2 separate regions of the Homo sapiens genome follow, and region 2 is linked to region 1. Evidence: chromatin contacts called from ENCODE Hi-C or POLR2A ChIA-PET data. All regions are on one chromosome and are shown on one strand. Each heading gives the region's core, a stretch centred on a gene start or an enhancer-like site at or near the end of the contact. The rest is flanking DNA. Distances are from core to core; before and after follow the strand shown. Region 1 has its middle 67 kb from the start of LINC02424. Region 2 holds the start of LINC02424 (long intergenic non-protein coding RNA 2424).

Evidence for each region. A loop is a pair of places that touch in the nucleus more often than their neighbours do. ChIA-PET counts read pairs that join two places held with the same protein, here RNA polymerase II (POLR2A). Pooled maps may share reads with other maps.
Region 2: a map of posterior cingulate gyrus shows a loop between it and region 1 (4-fold over the local background). The contact joins the promoter of LINC02424 here to the enhancer-like site in region 1. A Hi-C loop is called at or near these places in 1 of 168 maps with a recorded cell type or tissue (posterior cingulate gyrus) and 1 of 50 pooled maps. POLR2A ChIA-PET finds 5 or more read pairs at or near these places in 2 of 52 experiments (H1 and OCI-LY7).

What each region holds. Positions count from the first base shown.
Region 1 is chr12:78,291,926-78,294,456 of GRCh38, reverse strand. No RefSeq gene overlaps it. Among named protein-coding and RNA genes, the nearest start is that of LINC02424, 67 kb to the left of the region's middle. Within about 2 kb of position 1,261, at least 4 of the 41 ENCODE cell types and tissues checked have a DNase peak (open chromatin) inside an H3K27ac peak, as active enhancers do.
Region 2 is chr12:78,358,477-78,361,007 of GRCh38, reverse strand. It overlaps LINC02424 (long intergenic non-protein coding RNA 2424), which reads left to right and starts at 1,262. Exons shown (of 2, transcript NR_135021.1): 1 at 1,262-1,828.

The sequences.
Region 1 (2,531 bases), core at 12-2,511:
CACTTTGGGAGGCTTAGGCGGATGAATTGCTGGAGCACAGGAATTCAAATCCAGCCTGGCCAACATGGCGAAAACCCACTTCTACCAAAAATATTCTAATCTATCTATCTCTATATATCTCTCTATATATATAAATATATACGTATATTTATGTATATATTTATATACATATACATGTATATGTATATTTATATACATATACATGTATATGTATATTTATATACATATACATGTATATGTATATTTATATACATATACATGTATATGTATATTTATATACATATACATGTATATGTATATTTATATGCATATAAATGTACATGTATATTTATATATATATAAATATACATGTATATACATGTATACATGTATATTTATATATATATAAAAATATATGTATATTTATATATAGTATAAATATATATTTATATATGTATATAAATATGTATAAATATATATTTATACTATATATAAAAATATATATACATATATAAATATATATAAATATATATTTCTAAGAGGTCAAGTTATTGCATGTGAAAATAATACATAAAATACTACAAAAATGTTAGTTAATGTTGGCATATTGTTTTGTATTCTGTCACTGTTTTTTGGTAGATACTCATGAACAATTTTGAGTAATTGCATGAAATATCTAATTCTGACAAATTATAAACATTGAGAGGACTTGGAAAGCTCTCACTTAGTTTTAATGGTATTTCAAAATATCACCACTGTGCTAATATCAACATGAAAAGAATTAACTACAACTAACTATGGATATCCTTCTGAAAGTCTTTTTAAGTTAATTGAATTATTCCAATTGCCTTAGAGAAATATTTAGAGAAATCCTGTAGTGAAACCTTTTTACAAATACAACAAGTATTCCTTCATTCACCTATAATTTATCTGTTGAGTTTGTTTGTTTTAGGTAGACTTTGTAACATACCAGCACTCGCATTAGTGAGTTATATAAACTTTAACCAGGATGTCCAAAAGCAATTGAAATAGTTGTCAGGGAGATGGGAGAGGCAAAAGGTAACTCTGCAGGGGAAAAAATATATAAGCTGAAACTCTTCCAGTGAAGAATTCTAGTACAAGGTGGTTTTTACCTGGAAGCCACTTGATCTAAGGACCAGCATTGCCTAGGGTCTAGAGGCCACATTACAATCTAGGTCAGAGGTCCCTATCCTTTTTGGCACCAGGGACCAGTTTCATGGAAGAGGATGTTTACATGGATGGGTGTGGCAGGGGATAGTTTCAGAATGACTCAAGCACATTACATTTGTTATGCACTTTATTTCTATTATTACACTGTGATATATAATAAGATAATTATGCAACTCATCATCACATAGAATCAGTAGAAGCCCTGAGCTTGTTTTCCAGCAACTAGACAACTAGACAGTCCCAAAGTGGGGGTGATGGGAGACAATGACAGATTATCAGGCATTACATTCTCATAGGAAGCAGGCAACCTAGACCCCTCACATGCACAGTTCAGAATAGGGTTCACACTCCCATGAGAATCTAATGCCACCACTGATCTGGCAGAAGGAAGAGCTCGGGCAGCAATGCAAGTAATGGGAAATGGCTATAAATACAGATGAAGCTTTGCTCACTCAAGCACAGCTCACATCCTACTGTGCAGCCCTAATTCCTAACAAGCCATGACCCAGGGGTTGGGGACCCCTGGCCTACATAATGCTCATCCCCTACATAAATCTATATCTCTTCTGGTTGTTTATGGCCCTCCTTATATGAATGAAGTTTTGAATTTTAAGAACACAGATTCCATTTTATCAGATCCTGCCTTCATGTGGATTAGAGGGTAATCAAAGTTCTGGCAAATGGAGGATCTGATTCAAGCCTTGATACTGCCTAAATAGAGTCCTCTAGGGTCTGTATGGTGTTACATAAGGACAATTAAAATGCACACCAGACAATATAAACTATCACTGTCATAGTCAAAGAAATTTTCTCAGGGGGAACAAAAACAAACCTAAATTGACAGTTTCTTAGTTTTGGTTTTCATCTGGGCCAAGTCGTCCTCACAAAACATCAAAGTAAGTTTCAAATTTGGTTCTAGATAGACTAATCAGTGGGATGCTCAGTGAGGAAGATTAATCCAAATAGGAGAAATGTCAGAATTTTCACATATATCAAAAAATTATACCTTAAAGGAAGGTTAACACGGTCTATTATAGGTTTTTAGATGTATTTGTGTGAATAGGAAAATGGTTTATAATTAGGAAATAAATTATATATAAGTACTTGATGCTTACAAAGTTCACAAGGATCTCCAAAAGCATCTTTATATTTTAATTATTTTAGAATATTTTCTTGTCAATCTACCCTGTGGCATTCATTTTGTGTACCAAACTTGTAATCACAAATTGCAAAATTAAGCTTCCTGTTAAGTGCTATATGAAAGACAATATATTCTAAATTAATAAAATCTCAACTTACATGTGTTAAAATTTAAACACCAAGTTTTCTATAAATATATTCTATACATCTTTATGTAAGGA
Region 2 (2,531 bases), core at 13-2,512, 67 kb before region 1:
AAAAAAAAAAAAAAAAAGGCTGTCTTGAAGAAACCAAGGACACTAGTCATATAATCTACTCTTCCAAAAATATTTGTACTTTCTCACAAATTATCCAAAAATTCAACAAGAAATTATCCTTCATTTTCATAACATGTTGAAGCCTTATTTTACCAAAGAAAAAACTGAAAATAATAAATTCATGAACTCAGATGTTTATTATTTTTATTCTATACTATGTATTTACTCTTTTCTCCCTGAGATCCCAAATTTAGTCAGCACAGGACTGTCACATTGTTACAGACAACAGGACAGGTGGTAATTAAGTTTGAAGGAGAAAACAAGACCATATAAATACTAGAAGAAAATACAAGGTCATACCTTTATAGTGCTGGAGGAGAGAAGGCCTTTCAAATTATGACCTCAAATCCAGAATTCATTAAAAGTTTTATAAATTCAACTTCATCAACAGATATAGACAAGACATACAAAACTTTTGTATTATTTAAAACACTATAATCCAAAGCAAATTACAAAACTCTCAAATCATGTACATCACAGAGAGAATATATGGAAGCTCCTTAAAACTAAGTAGTAGAAAACCGGCACCCAACAGAAAAATGGACAAATATGAACCTGATGTTTATAAGTTAAAAGAAAAAAAAAAACAGATGTCCCTTAAATATATGAAAGCATAGTCAATGTCTCTCAAAATAAATCTGATTTTGGGATCAGAACAAAGGAATAACAAACCCAAAACTACACCAAGATATAATTTTTAACCTATAATATACATGACAAGAACGTAAAATTTACAACTCTATTGGCAAGTTTGTGAAAAAAAATAACTTCTCTAATATGTTGCTATTGGGTGTAAAATAGTGAGACCCTGTGGAGGCAACTTGAGAATGACCATTAAAATAAAAATGCCTTCACTGTTGATTTATTAGTCTCTACTTCTGAGAATTTATTCTGCTAATTTACATGCATGTATACAGTATGATATATGTAAATGTGAATTCATTATAATACTTTCTTTATAATAGCAATAGACTGAGAAAACAACAACAAACATCTAGCATTAGGGGCATATTATATAATTGACTATCTTCCTATTGATACATTTTTTTTCTGTTATCACTTTTTTCTCAACATAATATGCCCCAGCCTTGTTCTAGAAGGCAAATCACATAAACTGGCCTGTGAACACATGGAATTCTGGGACTAAGACCAGACAGAGTCACAAATGGTTGCCTGGAAAATATCAGAACAGAACTCACACAAGCTCCCTGCTCTCAGGAGAATCTGGCACAGCACCATCACCAACTCAGAGGGAGGGAAGCAACCTTGAGTCAGCTCCCAGGCAGTAATGAGTGTTCAAGGGAGATATAACTCTAAGGAAAAGGATTGAGGTCAAGGAATTAGAAGAAACAGATGGAAGAATCATTTGAACCATATCCAGGTCTTTTGAAAATGATGAGACAGAAGAGAAAGCGAAAATTGCTTCAGACAGTTTTGCTGAGAAATTTGTCTCAGATAAATTTTGGAGTAAGGTCAGAGACCTAAGATAAGAAAACCCCTAGGCAGAGGTGGGAAAAAATAGAAAAAAGAAAACGAAAAGAGCAAATACATTCTTCCTTCCTATCTTCCACTTGCCAGAGTAGCTTTACTAAGATGCTGCCTGATCATTTCTCTCCAGACACTTTTGCCAATGATATTAATACTATAAAGGAGCATTTCTGGACTTGATTCATTAATGATTAGAAAGCTCGTAACAGATTAGATGACCAGGCTACAGTCTCACCTGCCAGGCAGTGCAGCTGCAGATCTTGGCTGACCATCATGTCAGGTGAGAAAGAGACTAATACAAAATAATTGCTTTTATAAATTGCAAGTTAATCTTCTGCTGATTGATATTCCTGAGTAGAATTACTAACATAGATTTGGGGAAGAAAAAAAGAAGGAAAGACAAAGATAGGCATTAATTATATTTTTGTATGTGCCAGGCAAAATGTCAGCATGTTACTTGTGCTTTCTGTTAATAGTCTCATAAATATCAAAAGTTAGGCATTATCCTCCATTTTGCAGATGAGAAAATTGGGACTTAGAAAAGTTTTTAGTCTTATCTATGATCACATAGAGGCAGAGATCAAATTTGAATGTGAAATGGTCTGATTCTAAAGTTTCTGTTCCTTCTAAACACATTCTATTGTCTCTATTTCAAATGTCAAAAACTTGGGTTTTACCCTATTGGCAACCTAACAGGTTGTCTGCCATGGATGCTGGCAGAACCATGAGACTCCTGGGTCAGGGACAAATGACAGTTTATTACTTACAAAATAGCAATAGCTAGTATGTATCATTTTTCTTATATGAGTTCCTCAGGCCCCAAATACCATAGGTGACATGAAAAGGGGGTGGATGACACCTGCACATGCCATCGGCTCTGTTACAGGAGAAGAACACTGAATTTAAGGAATCTAATTGTTTTATAATGTGCAATGGGCATAACTGCCGTTTGCCCTGGAGAAACACATTTTTCCCTATAAACA